2 separate regions of the Homo sapiens genome follow, and region 1 is linked to region 2. The links are chromatin loops, found by intact Hi-C in ENCODE. Cell type or tissue: dorsolateral prefrontal cortex. All regions are shown on one strand. Links, peaks and the distances in the headings refer to the core of each region. The heading gives the core; the rest is flanking DNA.

Region 1 (15,560 bases), core at 7,379-15,378, 790 kb after region 2:
CTTCCCCAATACTCAACACTTTTCCAACCTCTGGCCAAATTCCAATCCCGCACAAATCCATCCCTTAAATACAGCACCAAATATGATCTGCATGGGACAGAAGGGAAGACTGCCAAGCCACCAAGTTCAAAAACAAAAACTATTCAAACTTCGTTCCTCTCTGCAATTTCCAATCCTCTCTGCAATTTCCCAGATGTTCTCCTTTCTGCATCTACTCTAAGATAACCACAGCCTTCGAAAACTCACTTGCTTAGAAGACATCCCGTTTTAAGAGAAAAAAAAATTAAAAACCATTTCAAAAGACTATGTAAAAGTTTATTCTCTCCCTTCCCTCTGCATCAACCTGAATAGTGCCTAAAGGCCTCATGGGCAGCTCCCGTGTCTATTGTCTAACTGCAAACCTCCTAGTTACCTAGGTGACCACAGGAGAGCTTTCCCTGCAGTTTTCCCACGGATCTTTCCTCCTGCACACTTGGCCTCAAGCTCCCTTGCCAAGGCCAGCCTGGGGAAGGAGCAACCTCCTCTCTCCCTCCCTAATTTCCACGCTGTCTATGTCAGTTGAGAAATAGAGGGCTCGACTTGCTTGGATATCCCTTCAGTTTTCCTGTGAGCTCCTTAACGACAAACCCTCATCTTGGAAACCTTTATATCTTCAATGCTCAGCACAGGCCTGGCTCCCAGGGCCTCAGCACAGGACTTATAAATGGGTACTCACCCACAGAAGGCACAGATACCTCGTCCAGCAGGGGGATATTATTCTACCTCATTTCACTCTCAGTGCTAGGTAAGCATTGTATTTGGAAAAGAATATGCCTTGCAAACAACTCTTGAATATTCTTCCAGCCATGGAGGACTTCTCACCACTGTGTTTAGTTTCCGTTTATAGAACTGAGGCATGAGAGAATAATCTTGGGGTGGGGGTACCCAGAATCTAATAAACAATATGTATTCAGAAAGCATCCCAAGAGAAAAAAAAAAATGCCAACACAATCACAATTTCTCACTGATCTTCGTCTTTATTTTAGGTAGCCAAAAAGTATTATTAGAGTATCAATTTTACTTTTCTGGGCCTTGAGTTACCATGAAGAGATTTGACCCAAATCACATGCTACATGGCAGCAGAACCAGACATCAGAGCTCAGATCTCCTAAAGCCCAGTCCTGAGGTCTTTCTCATCCCTAACAATCGACGACAAACACCTCATTTTATCTCTATCTGCCCAGGAATCTTTCCAAAATCAGTACTTACTTACAAACTTGCATCTGTTGACAATGACCATTACTTCATAAATAATTTTGATAAAATGTCTGAATTCATAATTGCATAATTTTTTAAAGTCACTCTGAAAAATGCTAATATTCTCGATACTCACTTATTCTACTTTTGTTAATGCAGTTTATTTTGATGTAATTCTCCCTAATGACACTGCAAGAATGTTATTTAAATAAGCAAAGTACATAACCACTGTAGAGTACTATATACCAAACAGTTCTTTCCCATTGCGGATAAAGTAAGAATTTACTCACTAGATTATTTTAAATCCTTCAAATACAGATCTACATGTTTTCTTTACTTTGTCAAGCCTCAAAAGGCAATGAAATTTGTTCTAAAGAAGGTGATTAACATCAGTCTCCTAGGGCCTCCCACCTCCACTTGAAGTCAAAGGTCTTAAATTATTGCTTACCTTACTGGCATTTTCTCCCTAAGACCACTCAGGCATACAGACTAGAGATTTACAAAGGATTTTGCACCTTTCACGTTAAACAGATATTCGGATGGAAAACACAAGAAATTACAAAAACACAGTTCTATCTACGGGATTTGTAACCAGAGAAAAGACAACATTCTGCCCTCCTCTGCTCATGAAAAATATAAGTAATTCTCTAACCAATTAATTTCAGTCAAGTCACTAAGAAGCTAAGTATTTTTCCTTTTAATTTACTATTTCAGAGGGCTGTAAAATAGCAGTAAGTACACTGCACTTCTGGGCTGTGCCAATCTTACAATTGTTTTAACATCAAAATGAGAAACTGTACCAAATTCTTAAGCCATACTTGAAAATTATAACATGCGCTTTGGACCCAACAGACAGGGACAAGAAAACAGGCTTTGGGCCCAGGGAAATGAGCACTTTTGGATCTAAAATCAGCTGTAGCCACTGTCCATGGGACATCCTGAAATGTGTTGAGGCCTCAGTTCCATAAACCCTAAAATACCAGTGCTGTCATCTTCACCTAATAGGATCACATTGGAGAAGTATATAAATGATATGTAAAGGACCTAGCACCTAGGTGGCATGCAATTGTCACATTTCCTTTTTCCTTATTTCTAGGAAACCAGGAGAAATGGTAGCAAATTTATGAATCAAGATCACAAATGGAAGAAAAACTGGGGCTGAGGAAAACCATACCCTTTGGGGTTTGTAGACATAAAGGAAAAATACAAGGCAAGGTTATTGCTCAAGGCTATTCTGTAGTCATAGGGCTCCAACAATAACAGCAGCTATTCTGGACTGGGCACTGTGTTTTACACAGGATGACCAAGGAAGTAGAATTCATACCCTTTTCACAGATGAAGGACTAGAGAAGCTATGTGATTCTCACAGTGAGGAAATAGCACAGCCACCTTGAGAACTCAAGTTTAATGAGGCTATTATAACCTTCAGAACTCACCCAGGGACACAGGGATTGAAAAAAATTCATATTATTTGATCTCTGAAGTAAACCCATGAATGAGAATGCCACCGATTGACCCTATTTGCAGATAAGGAAGTGAGTTCACCGAAGTTAACAACTTCACCCTTCAGATGACAGTAAGCAGCAGTGCTGGCCCTTGAACGCAGTTCTTCCAACCCTAAACTTTTCTTTTTCCCATGCTGCCCATGATTTCCCAACTGTTCTGAGAAGCTGAGGCATTTAGGTCATATGTGCTGGTCCTAGCAGACCCCTCTGTAAGTCCCAATTTCCCACCTCTTTTTGTATCCGTACTCTTTACCATGTGACCCTGCAGCCTCACATACCAAGGAGTGAGGACTATTTCCCCACCCTTGATTCTAGGCTGGCCTTGTAACTGGCTTTGGCCAGGAGAAGAGGTGGAAGTGACAACGTACTCTTCCCAAGCATTAGCCCAGAAGTCTTGGTTCACTTCTGCTCTCTCTTTGGAATGAGAGATCACATGTACGAGAGTCCAACTGTCCCAGCTGAGGACATCCTAGACCAGCCTACAGAAGGACAGCAGCAAAATTTCAAGAAAGCTCAGCCAAGATCACCGAGGAGAGACACATATACACAAAGTATACCGAGCCCAACTTAGGTCAGCAGAGGCACCCATAGAACATGAAGAATAGTAAATGGTGGTTGTTTTAGGTCACTAAGTTTTAGTAAATGGTGGTTGTTTTAGGTCACTAAGTTTTGAGGTGCTTTGTTACACAGCAATAGCTAACCAATATACCTTGTTTGCCAATTTGGATAGCCTTTTTAAAAATATGTTCACATAAAACTTTATTTAACCAAAAGATTTGTACACATTTCTACCTATGTAAAATTTGCTTAGCCAAAAGATTTTGATGCTTTAAAAAAATAAATTTTATGCCAGGTGGGGTGTCCCATGCCTGTAACCCCAACACTTTGGGAGGCTGAGGCAGGAGGATGGCTTGAGGCGAGGAGCTTGAGACTAGTCTGGGCAACATAACGAGAAGTCATCTCTTCAAAAAAAATTTTTGTGAAGTAGCCAGGAATAGTGCCGCATGCTGCTTGGGAGTCCCAGCTACTCTGGAGGCTGAGGTGGATCACTTGAGCCTGAGATGTCAAGGCTGCAATGAACTATAATCGTACCACTGCACTCCAGCTGGGGTGACAGAGCAAGACCTTGTCTCAAAAAAAAAAAAAAAAAGTAAATGAAACATGCACACACAAAAGGTACATTTGGAGCACTGATGCAAATGATGAGATTTGAAACTAATTTACTTTCTGCCACCACCCAAAAAGGTTTAATGCATTTATAATGATACATAAAATACAGCAAAATAAATTAAAATGATGTGAGAAGTGACTAAGAATCAGGCCAGCAAAAAGACCCAGAAACAAGCATCGACTGCATAGATGAATGCTCTGGCAGTTTGCTGCTTTTCGTCCAGGTACTATCTACTCTTCAACTGGTAACAGAACCTATTTATTTTTATTTTTTTCTTGGAGCCCAATCACAGGAGTGAGTTGTACCATGAGGGAAGAGAATTTCTCTTTCCACTAGGCTTGGAGCCAGAGGGATTTAGCCTGTAACTCCTTAGAAACATCACATAGAGAGAAAAGATGCTTAGCAAGGAAGACTTGGAATCCCGTGCCCACCTTTGGCCTTCTCTGTTACCTGTTACAAGAGCCAAAAAATTCCCTGTTTGATGCAGGCCAGCTTTGACTGAGGTTTTCAGTTCAATATAAAAGTTCCAGCTACTACAAAACATGCATTTGAATCTGGCTTTCTAACAGCCGACAGAAAAAAGAAAGTTGATGGGTTATATTGCTCACTGTGTCCACGAGAAGAATCTGACTGCACAGGAGAATCACACCTTTCCCTGAACCGGAAAGAAATCTCTCCAGAAGGTCATCATACGGATTTTATATGACATAATACAACATCACTTAATATCTTCCTAGCAGCCACAACACTACATTTGAAATGCTTTTTCTTAGAGCACACTTCAATACAGGAGGATGGCATCAAAGTAAAGCATAAATCAGGAAAACACTACTCTGTGTATGTATGGGGAGGGAGACATAATATGGTACATGTACCCCACGTTCGGATGACATGGTTGGGTTGGGAGTGGAGACGACTTTACCTCCCAAAGTCTCCGTTGATTCTCTCAGCCAAGCTTTTATTTGTAAATGGGGGGCAATAAGTTTGAGAATATCATACCCTCTCAGCACACTATTTAGCACATACTTAGTGCTCAATATATGGTTATCACTTATGACTATCAATGCTAAGCCCCTGAAATAAGGCTTACGTATATTATCAATATTTAAGAAGAAAGCCACAGGCCTTAACAGTCTAGTTGCTGAAGAGCCTTTGGCGTCACCTGTGAATGGTAGCTACATTCTCAAGTACAGAGAGAAAGAGTGAACTTCGCTTATGCTAAGTGCATAGCTTAGCAGATGAAGCCTATGGCAAATGTTCAAAGCATCTAAAATCTTGCAGACAGCCCTTCAACACCCACTTCTTGTTAGCAAGCAACCTCATGCTGTATCAGGCACTCTCTCAGATGGGACCCAGTGCTCTAGACATGTCTCCCATGCTCACCTATCAAAAATGACCCAATGATCCAAGTCTCATTCTCTTTTGCTGTGCCATCTGACAAACTAATCTGAACTAAGACATAAGCTGATGACAATCCTCATACTCTTTAAGATATTGGAGAGATCCTTGAATCAAATGTCATTTTACAAGGGAGAATCTAAAGATGTCAACTTATCGAGGTGACAGCTAGTTAGAGATGTCATATTTAAGATAACTTAATGAGCCACCTCTCCTAGAGACGACATTTTGACAAAGACCTTTCTTCCTTGGCCAAAATGATGAGCTAGTGGAAATTTCAAGTGCTTTAACAGACCAATATGCCCATTTTGAGGTTTGTGAGACTTTTTAAAACTACTGCAATCAAAGCACCAAGCTTTTGGTCCATCCTTATGGGGCACCTAAGACAAATCATTCCACAACGTTCACATGTTTCAATGAACATGAAGTAAAGGACTAAGTGCTGGAAAATAATCTTCCCAAAATACTTTGCAGATCATCTTGTCTCATGATCTTCCCTGAATGAGTCATCTCAAAATGCAGCTCAAATTGGCAAATTTAGAGATCTAAAATCATCTGTGTTCTGATTACTCCAAAATGTCTTTATTCTTTCACTATATTCTAAACATTCCAGAGTGATGCCACATTTACTAGAGGTCACCAAGTTGCAAGATATATACGAAGCAGATAAGTTTCTATAATGTAATTGTTTCATAACTCATTTTCTCTTCTAATGCTGAAAAGCCTCTGCTTTATAAAAGAAATGCTCTCTGGCCAATTATAGTTTGCTATGTAAAAATTCATGTATTAATAGTAATCCTCAGATGCTTTCTTAACACTCCTCATAGTAGATGTGATAAATTCAATACAAAGGCAGGGTCTCTGAGTCACTGTTACTTTCCTTCCAGTAGCTCTTCAACTTTAAAGAAGATCAAAATCATATGAGGTATTTCTTTCCAGTTTCTGACTCTGTAGGTCTGGTGGGGCCAGGAATCTGCATTTTTAACAAGTGCTTCAGGTGACTGTAATGCAGGTATCCAGGATGCAGGGCCTTCCATGGCACCGAGCAGTGCTGGCTTTTCATGATGCCAATTTTAACATGATTATTTTGCTAATTTCAGGGGGCTTTTTTCTTTTCAAACATAATGTTGGCCCTGTTTATAAAATCTAGACATACATAACCACATACACATACTTCTATGTCACTTATACAACCTCCCAGCACCACAACTATCAAAGCCTTGGACCCAGAAAGGGGATGTGTTAGTCTGAATCATGTGAAATTGCCAATATTCAACACTTTTTCACTTATGAAAGCACAGGGTTCCTATGCTTAAATCTGTAATCTGCATGAGGATGGGGGAACAGACTGATGGACCCGTCTTATTCTGACCACTAATTACACATGAAGCCCTATCACCCCAGGGGCCCCTGACATCACAGCATTGGTTCTCTGATTTAGTCTTTGCAATAACTCTGCAAGGAGGCTGGGCATTAGCAGCTCACGCCTGTAATCCCAGCACTTTGGGAGGCTGAGGTGGGAGGATCACTTGAACCCAGGTGTTTTGAGACCAGCCAAGGCAACAAAGCAAGACCTCTGTCTCTTAAAAAAAAAAAAAAAATTGGCCAGGCGCTGTGGCTCACGCCTGTAATCCCAGCACTTTGGGAGGCCAAGGTGGGCGGATCACGAGGTCAGGAGATCGAGACCATCCTGGCTAACACAGTGAAACCCCATCTCTACTAAAAATACAAAAAATTAGCCGGGCATGGTGGCGGGCGCCTATAGCCCCAGCTACTCGGGAGGCTGAGGCAGGAGAATGGCATGAACCTGGGAGGTGGAGCTTGCAGTGAGCCAAGATCACGCCATTGTACTCCAGCCTGGGCGACAGAGCAAGACTCCGTCTCAAAAAAAAAAAAAAAAAAAAATTAATTAGCCAGGCATGGTGATGCACCTATGCTCCCAACTACTCAGGAGGCTGAGGTGGGAGGATCGCTCGAGCCCAGGAGTTCAAGGCTGCAGTGAGCTATGATCATGCCACTTGCACTACAGCCTGGGTGACAAGAGTGAGACCCTGTCTAAAAATCATCATTATCATCATCATCATCATAATCATCATCATCATCCTGCAGGGTATTTTAAAATGAAATAACACACCCAAGGTCTCATGGCTACTTAGAGGTAGAAGGAGAACTCAATGCCAGGAAGACCTGATCCAACCAGAGGCTACTACTGCCCTTCTTTCAACAGCTCAGGGATCCCCATGGCTGATGTCACAGCCTCAGACCCCCACTGTGTCCTGTCCCTCTCTGACAAAGCATGCTGCACTCCAAACATACCAAGCATTCTCAACCAGCTGTCTCACAGGGGCCCCTGCCTACTGAGCAAGATTAGAAAGAAAAGCAGAGGCTCTTTAAAAAGTCACACATTTGGGATGAAAATGATGACAGACAGAGAGACGAGGGAGAACCTCCCTCACACACACACACACAGAACACAATGCCAATGAGAGCCAATGACCTGAACTCATGGTGGAAATTTTACACCACATTTGGTGTTCAAGACTTCAGAAGTTGAGGAAGTAGAAAACACAGTTTATGAGGTTGTTGTCAAAGTAGCCTCTTTTTATTAAGTTTTATCACTTGAGAGTATGATACACTGAATGAAAAAGGAACGAGAACATGCCTGCTGTAATGAAGATGAGCCTGATGTTATCATGATGCTGTCTGAGCTCTGTGTAGGTATAATTCATTTCATTCTATATCAGAAATAAAAGGCAGCAGAGATAATATATATTATTCCCTGTCATGGAATCTTCTTTCTGGTGATACCATGGTTCCTTTAATATACCAGTGACTAAATCAAATCCCCCTAGAGTACAGTCATGATAAATCTACTGCATAGTAAATTTCATTTTTTAGTGATCAGTATTATATCAAAATGCTACTTTATAGCAATAACTGATTTATACATTTTTATTATACACAATAAAACTACAGTCTTACTTTTATATATTTAATTAACAAAAGGTAATACTTTTTCCTTTAAATTTAGCAACTGTGTCTCTATACACCTATAAATTGCTAATGGCACCAGGCACTAAACACACAGCCTGGTTCTATTGTTAAGGTTATTGGAGATACCTAAGTCAAACTTGATAGGAAGTAGGAAAAAAAAAACAGCCTTAAGCATAAGTTATTTGATTTTTTTCTTCTCCAAGGGAGCTTCTTTAAATTGTTTCTTCATTCATTCAACAAATATTTATTGAGTGACTACTACATGCTAAAATTGTTAAGTAATCTGGTTTTACACATTATGAGTATGTTAAAAGGAATGCTTTAAACCACCTTATAATTGTATATCTAGATGGAACATCACACTGAGTCCATTTTAAGTTCATTTTAAGCATGTGCTTATTACATGATGTAAAGTACCTCAAGCTACTCAAACAGAGAAGAGAGAACAAATAGTATCCATCAAAAACAGGCTGGGCCAGGCAGAGTGGCTGACATCTGTAAACCCAGCACTTTGGGAGGCTGAAGACTACTTGAGCCCAGAAGTTTAAGACTAGCCTGGGCAATGTACCAAAACCCCATCTCTATCAATTTTTTTCTTTAATTAGCCGTGCATGGTGGCTTGTGCCTATGGACCCAGCTGCTCAGGAGGCTGAGGTGGGAGGACTGCTTGAGCCCAGGAAGTCGAAGCTACATTGAGCCATGATCAGTGATCCTGCCACTGCACTCCAGCCTGGATGACAGAGCAAGACGCCTTGAGAAAAAAAAATCAAAAAAACACAGACTATACAAAGGGTGTGGTCCAATTCCTTCTCACCCTCTGTCAAAGCCTACCTGTTACCTGTGAGCCCATTTTGATTCCATAGCTAGAAGCCAGGGAAAAGTAATGGGGCCTCAGACTCCCAGAGTAACCCACACTAATATGCACTCTTCTCATTGTATGCAATAAATCTGCTTTCTGCATATTGAATAGAAAGAGAGATTAAAATGAATATTCACCCATCTGAAAAACTGATGCTCTATAAGCTTTTATGCTTTGCAGCCCATAAAAAGTAAATGCTTTGCTTCTGCTTTGGCTGGTGCATGTTGAAATAAATCATTCTGTTAAACAGTGGCCTTTTCTTCAGAGGGAGATGCTAAAACCTTATCAGTTTTGACAAGTCTCTGACTCCTCTCCTCTCATTCATCTCTCCTGTATGTCCTGCAATCCTTGCTCTTTTAGCTTGCAAGGTCATTTCCAACCCCTGCTAGCCCCAGTTTCGAAAGGAAGCCACACAGCCATCTTCAATCAGATTCTCCACCCTGCCCTGACTTCTAACCCAAAGCCCAACACTTGCATTTCATATAAAGTTTTTGATGACTCATTAGTCTTCTGAGTTTTAAGCAGGAAAAATGGCTGAATCAGATTTCCAGGCAGATTTTCATGACTTCTTGAATTACATACCTAAACCCTCAGTGCTGTAGAAGTCACTCCTTGCAGACGTAAGAAAAGTACAGACAAGCCATGTCCTAAAGATGTTACACACCTACACAGAGCCATCCACACCACTGCTTTTTCTGGTCTACTACAAGAAGGCCCCAAAGGTTAACATGAACCCTTTACTTAGTTGGCAAATATATACTACTTCTTCCAGTTTTACCACTACATGTAGATTAGCAGCAACATATGACACAGCAGAAAAAAGAAAAAATTGAGTAAGACTGTAGCAGGTGAATCTAAAGTTGTCTCTGGATCAGTGCTGAATTTCAACAAACTACACTACAAGTAGCAGTGGAACTACAACTCCCACTAAAGAACTCAATTTTACAATAAAGACTTAGAGATGCACACGTAAGCGGATGAAAGTCCGCTCTCGTGCCTTTCTTTAGCTGTCCAGGAAGCCATCTATGGATGGGGCTGGACCTTGCTTGGCTCAGGCAGGGGGGTTAAGGGACGCAGCTACACCTAGTGATCAGCTGCGGATGGCAGCAGGAGCAACCGGCAGCAGGGAAGCACTCTTCAGCTGTTTCTCAGAAAGGCCGGCTACAAAGCGCTCAGGATCAATCTGTTAAAAGACATCATGATTATTTTTATTTACCTGGAGTGTTAAATGACAGAGATGCAATGGTTGTCTTTGAGGGTTCAGAGAAAAATTAGGCTCAATTTTAGGATACACATTGTCAGTACTTTAAATAAATGTCCAAGAAAAATCTTCATTATTTTTTTCTGTTTTTTGAGACGGAGTCTCGCTCTGTCGCCCAGACTGGAGTGCAGTGGCGCGATCTCGGCTCACTGCAAGCTCCGCCTCCCGGGTTCACGCCATTCTCCTGCCTCAGCTTCCGGAGTAGCTGGGACTACAGGCGCCCACCAACACGCCCGGCTAATTTTTTTGTATTTTTAGTAGAAACGGGGTTTCACCACGTTAGCCAGGATGGTCTCCGTCTCCTGACCTCGTGATCCACCTGCCTCGGCCTCCCAAAGTATTGGGATTACAGGCGTGAGCCACCGCGCCTGGCCGAAAAACCTTTATTTTCTTTCTATTTGGAATTTGAGTTTATTGCCAAAGGCAAAGTTTCACAATTCCACATTACAATTCCAAATCTTACATCTACTAACTTCCAGTTCTCTCCTGAGAAAGTCCCTGTTTCTTTCCATTTTAGTAGATTTTGAAATTTTAATAAATGAATAACTTCTCAAAGTGTGGTAACTATACCTGCTTTATCCTTGCCCATTACCATCCACAAAGGGGCCGTACAAATGTAAGTGCTCAATAAATATTTATTTGAATTAAATATTTCAATAAGAATTATTAATAAGCACTATTAAATATTCTAATAAGCACACTGGGCTGCATGCTTATTATAACAAGCCAACAAATATCTCCTATACAAAATATCAACCCAGGGAAATTTCCAATGGCTAACCATTACAACAAAATTTAATTGTTACATCGTGGTAAGTAAAAACATAGGAAACTTTTTTATTCATTTGAGTTTTACAACTGGCTGGATTTAGTCTCTTCCCCAGTGTCTGGCCAGAGACAACACGATCACATCACCATGTTGGTAATACCGGCCGTATTAATCAAGAGGCTAAGCAGTGAATGAATGGATGTGATATTTTTACCCCCAGTTCTCTTTCAGCTCTTGTCAAGGGAGGCTGATAGGGCAGGCAGAAGATCTCAGTTCTTTTAGAACAAGGGTTCTCCAATCTCAGGTCACATCAGAATCCCATGGGGGGCTTGTTCTAACACAGATTGCCGGGCCTCATCCCCAGGGTTGCGGATTCAGGGTCAGAGGGTTGCAAGTCTAACAACTTTCAATGTAATGCTGATGCTGCTGGCTCAAGGACAACACTTTAAAAACTCCTCTTTCAGGGCCAGGCGTGGTGGCTCATGCCTGTAATCCCAGCACTTTGGGAGGTGGAAGCAGGAGGATCACCTGAGGTCAGGAGTTCAAGACCAGCCATGGCCAACATGGTGAAACCCCGTCTCTACTAAAAATACAAAAATTAGCCAGGCGTGGTGGCAGGCACCTGTAATTCCAGCCACTCGGGAGGCTGAGGCAGGAGAATCGCTTGAACCCGGGAGGCAGAGGTTGTAGTGAGCCAATATCACTCAGTTGCACTCTAGCCTGGGGGACAAGAGCGAGACTTTGTCTCAAAAAAAACAAAACAAAACAAAACAAAACAAAACAAAAACCTCCTCTTTCAGGACAACGTTTCTTCAACTGTGGCTACAAACCCTGACCACCCAGGGATGCTGGGGGACCTCTGTCGTGGACATCAGAATCACCACAGCTGGGCCCCAGGAAGCAGCCTTTGAAAGGAGGCCTCCAGATGCTCCCCGTGGACAGCAGGTTTTGAGAAGCACAGATTAAAACCTAGCTCACCATCAACACTGGTGCAGTTTCCCAGGCCCTCCCCAGAGCCACCTAACGTCACTGAGGCAGGATGTCACTGTGATCTACCTGCACAACTGCCACTCTTCATGGCCCTCCTTCAACTTTCCATGTGTTTCTCCTTCATAGCTAAGAGGGCACAAGGGGAGTGACCCTCCCTTGCTAAGATCTCTAGAGCTTGTCACATCCCACACCTGAGTACACAACACTTCTCTTCTCATCCTGTTTTTGTCTTTTTCTCTCACATACTCCCAGACCCTTAATTATGCCCTGGCCTTGCCAGCCTCCTCACCAATGATGGGGGCACTACAGACTAGGAAGCTTGGTGACTAAATCTTTCCTCCTCTCCACCCAAGGCAGCCCAACTTATTTTTCTCTGCTGGGTTTTTCAGAGCTACAGTGTCAACTCAGGCTTTCTGATGACTAAACTGAAAACCACCGCGGTATTTTAGGAAGCAAAAAAGCAACATCCTCTTATAATGCAAGATTTACATTATTTTGTACCTTTTTAGAATGTTTGTGAGTTGGAAAGACATTAATAATTAAACCTTCCCTCGCTTATAAAATAAGCCTATTAACATGCATGTTATATTCATAAAGATAGTAAGCACACTAAAAAGTGAAACTATAGGAAAGTTGGTTTTCAAAGAGAAGAATCTCAGAACTAAAGTAAAATGCATGGTGGACATAACCCCTAAGAAAAATGTTTCACTGTTGAAAAGCATAAAACTCATTAAAATGCCTGATTCCCTAAATGAAAACTAAGCCTTGGGATATTTAGATAATACATGCTCATTCTAGAAACTTAATGAAATCTAAAACAAAAATTGAAAGAAAACAATATTTAATCTAATACATAGTTCCTCTACTGTATACAGCCTCACAATTCCTAGAATATATTACAATCCTTAGAGAATTATGAAAAATTTAAATAAAGGTATTGACTTTTCTAGAATTGTCACAGAATTGCTTAAATTCTGAAACCAACTTTTACCAAATCTAAAGGCTAGGCTATGCTTCATTTATAAAGAATTTATATAATCTGAAGACATAATTCAAATTACTTGTTCATTAAAGAAAATTCATTTTGAATTACCAAAATTATATACACACTTATCCATATATCACTACATGTCAATAGATTCTTTTCTTAAAATCTGTAAAAATAACCCTTTGAAAACATGAGAGACTAAAACCTATAATTTTCTAGATCGGAACAATTTATTATGCTCAAGCAATTCTTCTTTACATATACAGAACACTAAGAATGTTATAGTAATTTCTTAGCATATTTCTTTCATGCTCACTGATTTAAATTTGAAGTATTTTCTTCATTATCAATTTTCAATCTAGCGAAAGCACCTTGAAAATGTAAAATGCTATGACTATAGTTATCTGAAAAAGAAAAAATAAACTTAACTGCTAAACAAACATATTACCACTCTTTGCAAAGGGTGCTTTAAAATTCTGTATTTTGAAAAAATTTCAGATTTATAGAAGACTTGCAAAAACAATACAAACTGTGCAAGTACACCCTTCACCCAGCTTCCCCCTAATGTTAACATCTTACATTCACAGAGCAGAATTACCAAAGCTAAGAAATTAACATTGGTACCACACTACTAACTAAATTACAGGCTTTATTCAGATTTCAGCTGTTTTCCCACAAACATCCTTAAAATATTTTAAAAAATTAATTTCTCCACGAGTCCCAAATTCACAAGGTTATGTTAACATTTAATATATTTCAAATACCACTGTAGCTGAAACAAAGAGCTAAGTCTATATTTCTATTTCTGCAAACCAAAGCTTGCTTAGCAGAACTTAACACATCAAAACCATTATAAGGTAGAACTAAACACTTCATTGTATTATATAATATATGTTGCAACTTGGCTTTTAAGAAATTGGGTCAAAGAGGAACAACTTGCCAACTCGTTGGTTTCTCACCATGCAAAAGGGAATTTCCAACAAAGGTAAAATAATTTAACTTTCTTTCTCATGTCTTACTTATATACCATCTTACCAGTTATTTTTAGTGAACACTAAAGACCTAGAAGATATAAAGTGAACCTCCATTATTTTGCCTAACAAATTAGAAACGGTAATGATAAAAAACAATTTTTCAGCCTGGGCACGGTGGCTCATGTCTGTAATCCCAGCACTTTGGGAGGCCAAGGCAGGCAGATCACAAGGTCAAGAGATTGAGACCATCCTGGCCAACATGGTGAAAACCCGTCTCTACTAAAAATACAAAAATTAGCTGGCGGTGGTGGTGGTGCACACCTGTAGTTCCAGCTACTCGGGAGGCTGAGGCAGGAGAATCGCTCGAACCCGGGAGGTGGAGGTTGCAGTGAGCCAAGATCGTGCCACTGTACTCCAGCCTGGCGACAGAGCAAGACTCTATCTCCAAAAAAAAAAAAAAACCCACAATTTTGTAATGAAATCCATCATTATAAGTAAGCAATGTCATCACAGGCCCAAATCCTAATACTTTTCCAGTAAGTTTAGCATTCTATTTCTGATGTCTGGTATCCAAATCACATGTAGTCCACCTCCAGAAATGGTTAATTAACAATCTTAACAATTCCAAACCCATTCCAAAAGAGGACAGGAGAGCACTGCAGAAAGCAAAGGGCAGAGTGCCTTGTGTAGATAATGTCTGAGTTATACAAAAACCCTTGACTGATTATATTTATAAACCCTCATGATTAGTCCATTGGCCTAAAGAGAACCCAGTGTGGAAAAGGCAAGCCAAGTCTAACTTTTAACAATCACTTCTCTCCCTCCATTTTATTATATATTGGTCCATTCACACACAATTTGAATATGTGCAAATGATCAAGATTCTCATTAGTGATTTATTCAACAAATAGTAATAATGCCTGTGACATCTAAGGATCTATGAGAAATGTTTTGTGAGAAAGTCAGAAGAAAACGAAAATTGGCTTTGCCCTCAGGGAGCTTACAATCTAGCTCTTCTGGCTCTAAAATTTATTCCCATGTCAAGTGAAAAGCAGCCAATTACTACAATTTCTGGAAGAAACATAAAAAAGAAATGTGTCAATGCCACTCCTAGCATTCAGAATTAACTTCCTCAACATACAAAAACAAAAAACAAAACCCTGATTCACACCTGTACTACCTAAACGCAATATGGAGAGAAAAATAAATAATGAAGTGAAACATATCTGATCCTTGCACATATGAAATTTGCCATCTTCACTTTTCACTTTTTTTTTGAGACGGATTCTCACTCTGTCACCCAGGCTGGGGTGCAGTGGTGCAATCATAGCTCACTGCAACCTCAAACTCCTGGGCTCAAGCTATCCTCCTGCCTCTGCCTCTAGAGCAGCTGGGACTACAGTCACACGCCACCA
Region 2 (15,649 bases), core at 3,363-11,362:
GACGGTAAATACTTTATTCCAAAGGGGAAAAAAGGGGCATATCTTTCTCCATGTCCTGGTGGGTTTTTGGGGTGTGGGGTTTTTGGGGAGTGGGAGCATGGGGTGTGCTTCTCTCTCTAGCTTTGTTAGATTTCAGTTCCAGCAACCTCAAGTGCTGAACTACAGCTCTTAACTGATCTAAGACTCTTTTTCTGAGCAAGGTAAATATCAGTTTCTGGAAAGTAGAAAACATTTCTCAAAATTAAACCTCCACCCTTGAATATGTTTGCTATTGACAAGAGTGGCAAAGGAAACGGCTTCTGATCCAGTTTTCATTCTTGTTCATTGACATAGCAGTGTCTCCTTTTTTCTGTTTTGGAATGTAATACATTTGGGGAAGAACATCATAGATGTCATCAGTTATCACAGCCCAAATACCTCCCAATTTGATACTATTACTTCCTGGTTTTTCATCATAACAAGCATTAATGTTATATACAAAAATGTGAGAGTCACTTAATTTTTTTTTTTTTTTTCCGAGACAGGGTCTCATTCTGTTGCCCAGGCTGCAGTGCAATGGCGCAATCATGGGTCACTGCAGTCTTGAACTCTCGGGCTCAGGCGATCCTTTAGCCTCAGTCTCCCAAAGTGCTGAGATTAACAGGCATGAGCCACCACACCCAGTTAGTCACTTAATTTTGATCCAAGTCATACAATAGTCCCTGGCCTGAAGTGGGTGCTTAAGAAATACTTGTGAAATGAATAGTCATGTTCTGTCTTGTATAATACATGTTCTGTCTTGGAGACAGGAGGATCATCTTCTCATGCCCTTTCTGAATCCTAGGCAGCTCCTGGGTAGCGAGAATTCAGTGACCATTGTCAACTTTGTTTCTCCCAGAATAGTCAGGGATAGATTCACCAGACAGCCTAAATGCATGGAGACTTCAGGGGTGTCTTCCTTCTGACACTCTGGGTACTGTGTATTATTTAAAATCTGTTTAGCTTGGAATCATCAGCTATGTGGGAAATAAAAGACAACAATCAGATGCAAAGCAGGAATTCATGAGTTCCAAAGTGCATTGCATCTGCTTGTTTTGCAGAGCAGAGCCCTAATCCACTTTCACCTTTAGGTCCCTCGATGCAACATGCTCTCAAAATAGAATCAGAATTGCAGGCATCTCAAAGTACATGCTTACCTGTTCTCTTCTTTCCTTTCTAATGAGAAAGTTTAAAACCTATAAGAAATGCTCTACAAAAGTACTAATGATTTGTTTTCCTTAAAGATTCCAATTGCCCGGTTAGAAAATCACTAATGTGTCATTTTGATTTCCCCAAATGCATTAACAAGCTCCTTATTCCTTCTCTTCCCTCCACCACCTCTTCACTGGTTGTCTAGTGACTAAAATGACTGGATATTTCAGACACATTTCTGTGCAGCTGGGAATTCAGGGGAGTACAATAAGAGGTTAAAAAAAAAGAGGAAAGAAACAAACAAACCCTTCCTTTAGCTACAGAGGTGCATTTTCAGCTTATTAGAGAGCTGACTATTGTTCAAAAAAACTCCATGTTTAAATGATGGCTTTTGGATTTTTTTTTAAAGAAAAAAATATTGAGGGTCTTTTATCGCTGTTTTAATGCGGTTATTCATGAGTGCTCTTGCCAACAGCCATACAAAAATCCTCCATGTGTTTTTTTTTTTTTCCAATTCTGCCTAAGAAGGAAAAAATTGACATCAAAGTGTGAGGTTCAGAACTTGAAGAACTGAGTCAACCAGAACTCCTCATTCTTTGAAGTCTCCAAGCTTTCTGCCTGCTTATTAAAAAAGACAGGCTAAGAAAAAAAATGCTAAATAGTATGAGAAACAGATTAAAATAAAGTCTTTCCAGCTTTGTGATTCTATGACAAATTTGGATCTGCAAACCAGGAAAGGTAGTTCAAAACATCAGACTAAATTAGCCAATAAGCAGATGTTGCAATTTCCTTGATTTCCTAAAACTGGTCTTGTTCATCTAAAAAGCGCATTTAGATGCAGTGAGAATATAGAGTGGAGGCCGGGCGCGGTGGCTCACGCCTGTAATCCCAGCACTTTGGGAGGCCGAGGCGGGTGGATCATGAGGTCAGGAGATCGAGACCATCCTGGCTAACAAGGTGAAACCCCGTCTCTACTAAAAAAAATACAAAAAATTAGCCGGGCGCGGTGGCGGGCGCCTGTAGTCCCAGCTACTCGGGAGGCTGAGGCAGGAGAATGGCGTGAACCCGGGAAGCGGAGCTTGCAGTGAGCCGAGATTGCGCCACTGCAGTCCGCAGTCCGGCCTGGGCGACAGAGCGAGACTCCGTCTTAAAAAAAAAAAAAAAAAAAAAAAAAAGAATATAGAGTGGAGAGGAAGGCCAAAATCCAATTCCCTAGCAATCTGCCTATAACCCAGGTCTTCCAAGAAGACCTGCTACTATTACATGAGTAGAAGCTAACAAATTCACACCAAGATCCCTAAGTCCAGGGCAGCTGTGCAGGGCTCGGTTATGGAGAATCAACTCTGGATAGAAAAGTCTGTGGATCTTTGGAAGGCAGAGTGTTCCTCAGCCACATCACCTCCACTTTCCCCAGAGCCTACCTGTGACACTTCTCTGGATGGACTGCAGTTTGCTTCACCTCCGGCCCCTCCCTATGTCAGCAGAAAGAGGGGGAATAAGGAAATTCCCTGTTATGCCCTACAGTGCATCCCAGAGAAGAAGCCCCATCCATGCACATGGGATGAGGCAGGGCAGAACCAAAGCAGAACATTCACCGACCCAACACCAGCAACTACAAAAGGGGAAAACCAGTATGGGAGTGAGCATGAATGAATGCGCTGGTTCATGCAAGAGTGTCCCATGTCTGATGGAGATCAGTCACTTAGGTTTCCAGGTAGGTCACTTCCACCTGGAAAATCCATCAGTCCACATTAAACCAGAGGTTTCGAAAGCCACAAGGAAGTGAGAGATTCCAGGAGGAGTTAGGACCTGTGTCTCAACACTGATACTAACTCCCTACTGGAAAATGCATATCGACATACACCATGAAGGAAATTTACCAAACTGGAAGGACATTTATCAAAATTTAGCAAACTTTGTTCTGTGAACAAAGAAAGAGAGACGGGCAGAACAATATCAACCAGGGAAAGAAAATAAACAAATAGACATTAACTTTTGGTTTACTTGCAAAATATAGATTCTTATGAAATGAGAATGATTTGTTTTAAAGATGGAACTGAGCTGTTATAGAATCAGAGAGCAAGATGCAATCTTGAGAAACCATCAGATAGAGCCTACCTGCATTGAGATATGAGCATGTGTAAAGTATCCTAGGTAAGTTAATGAGGCTAGTATGGTACCACTAGTGTCTGACCATAGCTTTTAAAAGCAGTATGAAAACTTACCTTTTCAACAGCAAATGTTCTTATCACATATTCTGCCAGTAGTTCTGTTTCTATTAGGGTAACTTTAATGTCTTTATATATCTCTGTGTCATCTGGCCAGTATTTGCAGCATTTGACCTTTAGAAAACATAAAAGAAATTATGGGTTTACAGTTTGGTTTTTTTGGAGTTCCTCCCATGATGGGTCACACTATGATTTATAGGACAAAATTTGCACACAAAAGTTAATTGTATACTCAAGAGGAAGGTCTATTTTTTGTAGATCACCTGTGTTTTTATTCTTCTCAGAAGAAAACAATATTTGAGTTATGGGAGACGTAAAACCTGGAAAAATGGTCTAAGTTTAAAAAATTGTATTTTTACCACAAACATCCCAGTTACTGTAACCATTCATTTCCTGTGCATCTCTACTCAGAGAACGGCCTGCAAAAATAAACTGTGAAGGAAGTTTGCAATATTTTAGCTCTTCTTTTGAATTATTTCTAGTTTCAGAAAGTGATTGAAAACTTTTTAGGAGGAGTGGGCAGAAAATCAGATTGAACACTAAAGATTAGAATTATATTTTTTCTGAAGGAAGTAGCTAAGTCATTTTCCCAAATTAGAACTACAGATTCATTTTAGTATAAATAAATTCAATAAACAAAACTTCCTAAAATCTGAAATTGTCTTTCCATATTGTCTGAAGCCTCTAACTAATCTCAGGTGGAAGAATTTTGCATGCAAGGGGCATTTGATTTCCCTCATTTCTGAGCACTGAAGCACTCCACTGTCATATTTTTGAAATTCTCCTAGCAAATTGTATTTTTTTTTTTTTTTTTGGTAAGAATGTTTTTCTAGACATCAACGAGAGGAGAGCAGGACCAGAGGCTGGGCAGGAACACGTGACCACCTCAAAGCTCTGTCCTTGGCCTCTTCTGCCTCCCCAGGATTCCTGGCATTTTCATCTATTCCTGTCCCTGCCCCTCCATGGATGAATTTCTATTCTGTAACTCTAGCCCTGTTTCTCCATGTGCTGAATTTAATGTTTTTTATTTGTTTTTGTTTTGTTTTCTTTTTTAGAGACAGGGTCTTGCTCTGCCATCTAGGCTGGAGTGCAGTGGCGTGATCGCAGCCCACTATAATCTTGAATCCTTGGGCTCAAGCGATCTTCCCTCCTCAGCCTCCCAAGTAACTAGGACTACAAGCACATGTCACCATGCCCAGCTAATCTTTTATTTTTTATAGCAATGGGGTCTTGCTATGCTGCCAGGTCTTGAACTCCTGGCCTCAAGCGATCCTCCTGCCTTGGCCTCGAAAAGTGTTGAGGTTACAGGCATGGGCCGCTGTGCCCAACCTTCTGAATTTGATTTCTAACTTCTTCTGTGAGCATCTTCCCTTGGAGGTCCTGCCAGCACCTCAAAGACCATAAGTCTAAAAGAGAATTCTTTGCCCCACAGTCACTGCGCTCTTCCTGACTTCCTATGTGACTGCTATGATTCCCTTAACCAACCCATTCCTTCTCGCAAACCCAACCATTTGCCAAGGCTAGGAGTGTCTTTGAAGCAGCTCTCAAAGTGTATTTTCCAACTTCTTAATCCCTCTGCCACAATCCTAAATTCAGGCTCTACTGTCTTCCTGCATGGGCATTCTATGTGTCCCAATACCACAAAAACTCTCTCAATGTGTAATCCCAGTGCTATTTACTTGTTCTGCTCAAGAATCTCCTATTTCTAACTACTTTCTGAAACTAAATACAAATTATTTGGCCAGGCAGGTAAGAACGAGTTTTTAAATATGGCCCCAACCAGCATTTCCAGCCTTATCTTTTATAGCTCTCTTTTCTATGCACATATATTTTATGTTCAAGGACAAGTGTTTGCCCTGTTCCCCAAACATACCCCATGATCCAAACTCCTACTCGCACCATTCCTTCTGTTCAGAATATTCTCCTCCCATCCATTTCTTCCCAGTTGAAGATTTTTTGCATTCTTTAAAGTACATCTCACACGCTGCACTCCTTCAAAGACTCCTCCATAGATGTGAGCTCTTTTTGCTGCCCTGATGAAACATGCTTGTTCTGACCCTGGTATGATGCCCTTCTTGCACTGTTTGACTGTAAACTTATTCCTGGCCAGCACATAAAGGGTGTTGTTTTGCTTATTTCTGCAAACCCTGCAACACCTGATCGCTGTGTCCTGTGTGCACTAAATATGCAATGTATACATATAAAACTGAATTTTATGCAGAGTCATAGGATCAGTGTAGGAAGGAAAGTCCCAGACTGGGAAAGTTTACAAAAGAAATCTGAGCTGAGAGGACCTCTCCCAGAATGCCAACCCCCTGAGGTGCACTGATGTTCCCCCATGAGCTATGTGGCTGGTTATTTCAGCTGCCTCCTTGTGAAACTTTCTGGCCATGGATTCAGTGCCCTTCCAGGGAAGCCTCATTACCTTTAGTTGGCAAGACGTAAACCAGATATGCTAGGAGTTGCAGATACTGTAAAGCAGGAGACAATGATGGTCCCTGCCCTCAGTAAGTGCTCAGCCTTCTTTGGAATCTTTTCCCCCCTCATTATGGGAATATTATTTGTGACTTTATAAAGGGCTTATCTATAATATCTCAGAAATTTACATCATGGATACCTTTGCTCTATCAAAAATATCCCAGAGTAAGAGAGACCTACAATTTCTCCTTTCCCAGATGTAAAGTCAGTTTGAGCAGATCATGTATATTTGTGGAGATGTCTAATTTGACAGTAACAATGATTTCATTTCAAGAGTGTCCAGCACCATACTTTCACGATGCCAGTTAGCAAAGATGCTTTTATGGGACATACTAGATTCTTCTGTATATTGGGGGATTAGTTTTTACCTTTTTGTGACTTCAGTTATGCAAGCAGAAGGTAGTGGGATAGATATAAAACTACATATATGGTATACAGGCACACTTTAAAAATAATTATTGATGAATAAATATACACTTTAAAAATTCATTTATTTCTCTGAAAATGACAACTGAACAAAACACACACACCCGCAACGTATGTTATACCAGGTTTATCTTACCTAATAAAAACACCTTATCAAGATTTACCTTAAGTAATAAAAATGATTTTACTAATTACAAGATGCAATTGATGTATGATATTTTGGATGGTCACCTAGTCTTCCATTTAGACTCTTTAACCTCCTTGTTCTCGAATTTCAAAAATATGACAGTGGAGTGCTTCAGTGCTCAGAAATGAGGGAAATCAAATGCCCCTTGCATGCACTGAAAGCTCGGTTTCTTTGGGATTATTGGGAGATGCGCTCCCAACTCCTTCAACTCCCTGGAGCGAGCTCTGGTTCCATCCGAAATCCGACCCTGGGCCCTCTCGGGCTGGCTGTCCCCCCGCACCCAGTTCCAGGCTCTCAGGCTCCTGGTCCCCCGCGGCCGGATGAAGCCGGGCGCCCCCGCGCGTCGGCTGCAGGCAGCAGCCGCCAGGGCTTCCAACTTTGGCCGCGCTTCCGCGGAACAGGTGCCGCCGCTCTCCCAGCGAAGCGAGGGAACAATGAAAAGAAAACACCGTCTGCTCTCAACTGCTCGGCACGGTGCTGACTTCGCACCGCCCGGATGCCTCCGACCCGGCGGTAATTGCGAGGGAGGAGGCGCGGGGCCGCTTCCTTCTAGAATGCGTGCTGGGCAAGGCCCCTCCCGAGCACAGGCACCTGGCGGGGCGGGCCCAGAACAGGCGGCCCAGGCATTTCGAATCCGGTCCTCCCCATCTCATCTCCCAGAATATCCCGAAATGGTTTGCCACATCTGTTTTCAGCCTACTAAAAGCCCTTCTAAATTGGGTTTCTTTTAGTATCTTTTTAACTACTTGGACTTGTGTCAAGTTATTATTTTGCTTAAAAAAAAAAAGGAAAAGGAAGACAAAATATGCTTCGTTCTCTCTGCATTTAGAGTTTCCGTGTCTGGAGAGTGTGGGGCTCGCAGTCGCTTCCTGTCCTCTAAGGTCTGCATACAGAGATGCTGGAACTATTGGTTTGGAGGTGCCCGTTGGAGCCCAGGAACCAAGGAACGGGAGGCGTCCCTGCTCTGATCGTGCGCCTGGCTTGGCTGCCTCCTGCAGCCCAGCGCTACCTGCACAGCTTCTAGGAGAGGCGGCGCCTCCCACGCATCCTAATCACGTAAGGCGGCAGCCTCCAGCCCAGAAAGCAAGGTCCAGAAACAGATCGTCTAATTACCTTAGTGCCCTGGTGGTGGTTCCACCAGGCCATCAATCAGGCTAACAGTCCCGAGCCCTGCCACCTGCTCATTACTGCCAGAGGGCGGCAGGAATAGATGTGTGGTCCCTGCTCCAAAGGGGTGATCCTTATTGGCTTTAAAACTCACAAACACGAAACAGCACAGAAACGCTATAACTCCAGGATTTCTAACTTCCTGAAAAAAGATCTTTGAGGTGGGTCATTTTAAACCAGCAGCCCAGATAATACTCAGGTAAATTAAAGTCAGAGGATGGCTAGGGGCCAGAGCTGTGGCTCCCGAGGCTGCCAGCACATGACTGTAACCTTCAGGGCATTTGACATGACTACAGCAGCCGTTATCAAAGTGAAGCAGGCATGAGACTCCCTTGGAGGGATTCTGAATAAATTCGGTAGGTCTGACTTTGTGGGGCCTGAAAATGTGCGCTTTGAACAAGCTCCCAGGTGATGCTGTGGTCTCTGGACCACACTGTGGGTAGCAAGGATTGAGACAGCACAGCTGCAGTCTTGCCAGGCTGGAGTGCTGGCTCTCACGCAGTGTGGACGTGAGCTTGAGGGGCTCACTGGAGTTTGCTCAACTGCAGGAGCTTCATCTGTAAATAGGACATGATTATAAGTCCTATGGCAGAGAGTTCTAAGAAGTCAGCAGTTCCCAAATTTGCCTGCACATTAGAATCACTTAGCTGGGGGGAGGGAGGTCTTAACAAATTCTACAGCCCAGGCCATACTCTAATTAAATCATAATTTCTGGGGTGGGACAGAGGTATCAGTAGTTTATTGAAGCCCCCCTCTCCCCAGGCCATTCTGAAGTGTAGATACATTTGGGAACCACTGGATTAATTGATACAATGTGATGAAAACATTTAGCCATGTGCCCAGTTTATCCAAAAATGGAAATTGAACAAATGAAAATTCCGACTATTAAGTGATTGTTTTGTGATCTGGACTCTAGATGTCTACAGGAATTCAGAGGCCAAGGAGCCCATGGAGGCCTGGAGAGAGGAGGCAGGGTGTCCCGGAGAAGGAGGAGGGCAGAGGTGAGTACTGACAATTGTGCATGGCTTATGATGGTGGAGGGACAGCTAGGGGGAACCCCTGCTGATTCCTCTCTCCCTCAAACCTTATCTGACAAGAGGAGAGAGAGGGAGAGAGGGAGAGAGAGATTGGCATGTCCATTTGCCTATCAGTGTGGTTTGATTAACTCCCAACACAATAGGTGGTTTTGGGGAAGGGGATTCAAATCAAATATAGCTGCGAGGAATCTCAGAGACAGTCAATTTCCAAACACTCATTTTCAAGATCATTGCAACTCCCATCCACCGAGCAGTTTCTACTTTGAACTGGACACACTGGATGGCTGCATTCTGACATCTGTGGCCTCACTTAGTGGATGGAAGAGCATGTGATTTGCCCAGAAGAGACCTAGCAAGGGCCAGGCTGGTCTCGATCCTTTTCATTCCTTGTATTTCCTCGTGCTCTGGAAGGAAGAAGCAACAGGCAGGCCTAGGGAGTGCAAGTGGCTTGCTCAAGGCAATAAATTAGATGGTGGTGAAGGAGAGGCTGAAACGCAGGCTCTGACTCCAGCTACAGGGCCCTTTGGGAGGATGGAACTCAAGGTGCTTTACGCTTTCCTCAGTCTTACCAGGAGGCTTGGCCTCTGGAACAGAAACAAAGTAGGAAGCCTTGAAATGACTTCAGCTGCCTTTTTGGGGGCAGAACTGGAGACGGGTGGAGGGGTGGGCAGGAGAGCAGAATGCATGCTCTGAAACCATCATCCTCCTTTTTCCATTAGCACAAGCTGCTGCGTTTCTACTCTGCCTCCTGTGTCAGCAACTCTCCCCATCCACAGGAAGGAGTCTGGGCAGAACTGAAGGTGTGTTTATGTGCATGCGCATGAGTACTCATTTTGCTAAGAAACCCATGATGAAGAAGGACTAAGAAATGTACTTGTTAGCTCTTAAGTTGGGGGCACCATAATGTGATCCAATAAATACAACTTTAAAGGGGAAGAAGGGATGAAAAAGAATAAGGCAGTTACAAGTTTTGATTTCTCAAGAGTTTTTAAGAGACTCTTCTTTGTTTTGAAAGAGATATCCAAACCGAGTATCCATACTTCTATTAATAGTTGTGTTTGGGCCCGCTGAGAAGAGGGTGGATGGATATTGGATAGTGAGAGCAAAAACACTGCCATGAAGCACAGCTACCACATAGAGCCCAGCCAAGAGCAGCTGCCAGCTTTGTTTCCAAGATAACAGATTTATTGTATCCCCAAACCTTTTGGTTTAGAGGTCTCACAGGAATAAAATATTACTCATTTAAATATCCTGAGAACACAGATTGCTCTGGTCTCAGTGTGATGGAGTAAGATGCACATGGATTTTTTTTCCATCTACCTTGTGATGTTGCAGCAAGTGACTTACACCCCCTGAGCCTCAGTCTTCTCATGCGGCAGGTGACTTCCATGACTTCCACCCCGAGCCTGTTTTCTCATGCATAATATGAGATCCTATTATTAACTTCTTAGGGAGGGTGTGAAGATTAGATGAGATTTTTTAAAGTATATATAAAGTTGCTGATTAAGTACCTGGCTTATCATAGCTTTCCTAGATTCTTCCTTTCATACTGGCTTTATTTGGAAGGGGGACCTTCCTTGGGAAACATCCTTGAAGATTATTTCAAAACTGGCACTACATCAAGAGCTTCTGGAAGTCTGGATAGTTTCAGTTTGGGAAATAACTTCATATCATAAGTAAATCCCTCTTTCATGCCTTTACGGTCCTGCCTTAAAGTACCCTCACAAAGCGTCTGTTTTCCAATTGCATCTATTCGTTAATGTTGTTATTTAATGGGCATACAATACTTATAAGCACAAGGCCGCATCTGTACCCACAACGCTGGTTTTCATCAGCTGTAAAGAAACATGCAGCCTGGTCCCCTTGTGGAATTTTAAGTGTTATCCTACAAACCACACGAGAAATCTGTCTTGTTACTTTTCTCTCTTACCTCATCTTGATGAAAACTTAATCAGAAAGCAGCATCACTCAAACTACAACCAGACTTTCAGGAGACATGTTATTTCCACTGCTTGTTCCCCATCTTATTCAAGAGGTTCAGCTTGACTTTTAGCTATTCCCCAAATGTAAGTCCTCCTGCCAGGGGAGGGAGATTTGCCACCAGCAAGGGCAATAAACAGAGAGTGTCACATACTACTCTACAGATTACTCTGAAATAAGAACTTCAGAAATCTTTTGAGCAATGACATTATTAGAATACATATATATGCCGCCAGGTACATCAGAGAGGACATTTCTTAGAGTGGTACATGATATATCTGTTGAGAAAAGAAATCCGTATTTTCTGTCATTGTCAGTCTTCACATGTGTCAGGGTCACAGTATAGATCTACGACTTTGTGCCAGTCACAGAACCGTTCTGGCCCTCAGTTTCCTTATGTGCCAAAGACTAGATCACATGCTGGTGAAAACGATTCCAACTCCTAACGCTATCTGATTATACGCCCGCTCCCATTAACTTTGTGGGGTAAGTACTATTATCCTTATTTTACAAACACATAACGTAAAGCTGGGAGAGATTAAGAGATAGGAGACCTAAGGGACCAACACTGTGGCTGCAATGAGGGAAATCCTGTGCTTAGCTCCGGGCTGTGGTGTCCAGGCTGTCCTGCCAGTCATTCAGACAGCCCTGAAAGCGCATGACAAGCAGAGCCCGGACTGGGCATTGCTGGGGATGCAGAGAGCAAGGAGACATAGTTCTAATAGTCACTAAGAGACAGATGTGTAAACAACAAACTCAACTCAAGGCAGAATAAGGGGCAAGCTGACTGGTCAAGAGCACATTCCCTGGAGCCGCACTGTCTGGGTTCAAAGCCAGGTCCCATTTATTAGCTGTGTGACTTTGGCTCCATTTTCCCATCTGTAAAATGGGCTAAGAGAGTTGTTATGAATATTAACTCAATTCTTTTCCTTGTAAAGCACCTAGAACATGCTCAGCACAAGTAAATGTTCATTAAAATTTTAAAAATGAAAACTGCTGTTGGCAGTCAGAAGTATGCTAATTCCAAAGAAAGGTATGCAAAGCTTCATAAGGGAAACTACCTTACAAATGAGACAGAAATATGGAGTGCTGTTTCTATGGGTGGATATGGAAGAGAGGGATATTCTAGACTTGGGGAGTTGGCAGAGGGCAGCTGGAGTGGTCTTGAGGCTCTGGCAGGTGGGGGCTGGGAGGGCGCGATCCTCCGACAGCAGCAGGAAGCAGTCACTATTTTGTGACCGTCAGCTGCTTCTGAGGCCCTTCTTGCTGCACTTTGATGCTACACTTTGAAATAAAGGGAATTGTATTGGGAAGGAAAGTTTGTATTCAACAGGAGCAGGAAGACACAGGAATGGGTTTTCTGTAGGAGCAGTGTTTTTAAAGGGTACCTAGTTCCTTTGTGTAGGTGTATGTAATCACTGCCACCACCATGGGGCTCTCTGCAGCTGAGGCAGCTGCCCTGCTGGGATGGGCTGCTAAGTGCAAGGTGCGAACTAATTGCGACAAGGGATGTGTGAGTAGGTCGGATATGGCAGAGCTGGGAGCAGTTGGGGCCGGGGATCACCCAGGACTAGGTGTCTGGCAACCCCATCACCAGCGGCTTGCTTGGATCCTTCACACTGCTTGAGAAGAGGGCAGCAGCTTCAGGACTGGGGTGGCAGGATAACAGGCACATATCAGGGTTCCTAGAGCTGGTGAGCTCAGGCACTGGGTCTCCTGTGTCTCCCAAGTTGCCAAGATGTGACCTCTCTGACTTAGTCAAGACCTGGGAAAGTTCTTGAAACACACACACGATATTCTTTTCTTCTAGATAGAAGGATAACATTTTATTTTTAAGAACCTCGGATAAAGTTTTTGTAGCCTATCTTAAAAATGAACATTTAATGATGACACAGTGTGCTGTAACAGAAAGAAGCCTGGCAGGCAGGCAGGAGGGCTTGGGGCTAATCCTAGCTGTGTTCCAATCTAGCTCTGTGATCTTGTGCAAGTCACTGAACCATTCTAGTACTCAGTTTCCTTACTGGCAAAAGAGGATACAAGACCATATGATTGTTAAAGGTATTCTGAGTCCTACAGTTATCTGATTATGTGATTCTAGAATGTGGTTCTTTGGAAGCCTTAGGAGTCAGGAGCATGGGTTCCAGAGTTCAAATCCTGGGTCCCACATTAACTAGCTGTATGAAGTTGGACCAATTTATTAATGTCTTTTAAGTTTGTTTATTATCTGGAGAATAGAATAACAATCATGTCTATTTCTTAATCACTCTGATGAGCTAAAGACTCACCACATTGACTTACCCATAAGAAATGTCCAGTAACTGTTAGTGGTGGTCACCATCCCCCAGCACTTCTGCTATCGAGAAGGGAACAGCACTCAGTATAGAGCTCCGGGTGCTCCATTTATTGTAACACACAATGCTTTATGGTCTGTATCAGTATTAGGAAGATAACAAGCTTTAATTTCAGAGGCATTAATCAGGGCTAAATGCCTCTGAGACAGTCTGAAGTGCGTACCTGTCCCAGTTCATCTCTTTGAGGAAATAAAGGGCTCTAGGGGTGAAGGAAGGAAGAAAGGAAGAAGAATTTACAAAAGACACGGGTCAATCTGAGTCTCACCACCCTCACCCTCTTCCTTAGGTTGTCACAAGGAGCTGCTAAACAGATCAAAAGGCATTGAAGGATGGAGTGACATGATATATGACCTGCCCAATCCTTGACTGCACATCACATAAGCAGTCCTAAGGATGTGAAGTATATGATGCCACCAGTTGAATGGATTGAAGCTCCTACACGTACACTGTTGGTTTCAGATTCTCTACTCTACAACATCAGAAAAGAATCTATTTTTGGTGAGATAACAAATGTGCTATGTTACTCTAGAATAAAGACATCTGTTTACTTACAATTTTAAGTGATAAGAGTTCTGCTTCTATTTTACAGTAGACACTCTAAAGCTAAAAGATGTAAATCCAAACAGTGTCGGGTGTTGAAACATCTACTCCCAGCTTCTTTTCACATCCCCTTCTGCAGGCAGTGTTCCCCACTGTTCATCCCTGGTCTCCTGCAGTGCGTCTGTTTCAGACTGTGCTTCTTTATACAAAGTCCTAGCAAGTAATCCAGTGCAATACCAGGGGGCTAACTCACCTCTGCTTCCTCAGCTAGTATTGGCCAAGGTGACCAGTCCACTTTTGGAACTCAGCAGCACCCCCACAATTTTCAAATAATGTTACCCAAATGCACGTTCCTTGTCCTGAGCTCTACAAACCTGTAATTCAGGCATAGGGAAGCAACTGACACACTATCTTCTTGTCGGGTATGAAGGGTTTTTTTTGCATAGATTTCACGGCAGAGGTGTGTCCAGACCCGTTCCACCTTCTCACTGCTAGAAACCTGGTCCTACAGACAGGGAGTGGTAGCTTATGCATAAGTTGCTGTCTTTCTCTGGTCTTAGACATGTGGCAGGCACTTTCAGTGAAAAAATTCTGAGGCAGTGAATTCTGGTTGTCTGTAGCCTACTGAATTACATTTCTCCTTATTTATTTCCTTAGTTCATGAAACTAAAGTAGAGATACTGATGTCTTTGCCACTTTGTTAGTCTGAACGCAGTTGTGTAAAGGCTCTATCTAAAACCAGTTACTGGATTTTTCTGTTTCTTTGGTCCTATCCTCCTGGGAGAGGCCCCAGTGGTTACTCATGTATTTATGTGGCCAGACAACCCTAAGCCTTCTAAGGCAGAGGAAGGGCTCAGGGAGTAGATTTGGAAAGTAGAGAAAGGAGAAAAGAATCCTGCCTTCAAGAAAGGACCTCATTTACTGCTTTTCAGCAAATTGTTCAAGAATAGGATATACCTGCTGTGCGCAAAACGGGAGAAAAACTGACTTTCAAGGGCTCGTGAGCAGAACAAGGAAGGCAGACTATTGCAGCTCTGAGACTGTCCCATATTGCGTCCAATGATGGTGCCGGGAAACTCCAGCTGTGCACACCCGAGCAGGTAGGAATGTGCTGGAACCACACTGTAAAACCGCTCAGGCTGTGATGCATCGGTCCCAGGTGCACTTGTCCATCTGCTACACATGCAGGCTCCCTGCCCTCTGAAGCACTTTTTAGATACAAAGGCAGGTGACCACCTGTATGTACCCCAAAGACTGTGGCAGACAAAGTTAGAGGTGACAGAGTGACACAACAGAGGCCCCAAGCCCAGGCCAGTAAAATGGCAAAGAGACAAGAAGTCCAGGCACAGATGTAAGTGAGGATTTTCCAGGGTCAGCCAATTATGGCAAAGCAGCAAGAGTGTCCATTGAAGGCTAGCGACAGGGCTCCGCAGGGGTGACCATGGAGGCAGGTGCCCAGGCACAGGTGTCTCCATAGGCTCAGCTAGACAATGTGAAAGAGCTGATCTGCACCCAGCTCGCAGTTACCTGGAGGAGCCAGGAGAGCGTGCTCAGAGCAGCACTTGTTATTCAGACCTGCAAATTTGCTTTGATCCTGTAATATCCTGCCACTGTGGCAGCATGAGAGATGGCTGACACAAAAGTGTCAGATGACTTATAGCACATAAAGAATTGTCTCTGAAGCCTGATTTGTATTTCATCGATATTTGAGTGAAAACGACTTTTGCTTTTTTTGTCTTTTTAAAGGGACATAATGGATTAGGCTGAATTACCAAGTATTTAATACAAAAGGATTAATTGGGTAGGCTAAATGTAGACACATTTCTGTCATTTCAAACAGGTGTAGTGACCTTCACTCACATCCTTAGTGAATATATTATACATATTTGTATGGCTTCAGATTCAAGTCTCTTCTTCCAATGTAGAAGAAATCAACAGAAGGAGGGCAGTACACAGAAATTCCCTTCGTATGCACTCAGTTATTTTGCAGCAGCTTACATGTTCCTTTGTAATTATTCTTCCACCTCTCCTGAAACAGTCACTCATACTTTCTCTGTGTCCAGCCTTTCGGGGTTCTGCTCACAG

Evidence for each region. Hi-C counts contacts between places; a loop is a spot of excess contacts. Peaks named below come from ENCODE experiments on the same cell type or tissue, not always from the same donor. Only the 100,000 strongest peaks of a DNase experiment are listed, where the experiment ranks them.
Region 1: a loop joins it to region 2, with 2.9 times the contacts of the local background. A loop is called at or near these places in 3 of 110 quality-filtered maps.

Annotation. Positions count from the first base shown.
Region 1 is chr18:7,569,988-7,585,547 of GRCh38, reverse strand. All of the region lies in intron 1 of PTPRM (protein tyrosine phosphatase receptor type M), which reads right to left. Among named protein-coding and RNA genes, the nearest start is that of PTPRM, 10 kb to the right of the region's middle. RefSeq lists an enhancer at 7,095-7,851. In dorsolateral prefrontal cortex, for the core only: no CTCF peak of the experiment used is centred there; no DNase peak of the experiment used is centred there.
Region 2 is chr18:8,358,753-8,374,401 of GRCh38, reverse strand. PTPRM (protein tyrosine phosphatase receptor type M) reads right to left here. Exons shown (of 33, transcript NM_001105244.2): 24 at 3,396-3,512. LOC100192426 (a long non-coding RNA gene) reads left to right here and starts at 7,368. Exons shown (of 4, transcript NR_024419.1): 1 at 7,368-7,545; 2 at 8,573-8,657; 3 at 9,413-9,493; 4 at 13,311-13,582. RefSeq lists an enhancer at 6,555-7,055. In dorsolateral prefrontal cortex, for the core only: a CTCF peak has its summit at 6,826; a DNase peak (open chromatin) is centred at 6,881; H3K4me3 peaks cover 927 bases; H3K27ac peaks cover 1,684 bases.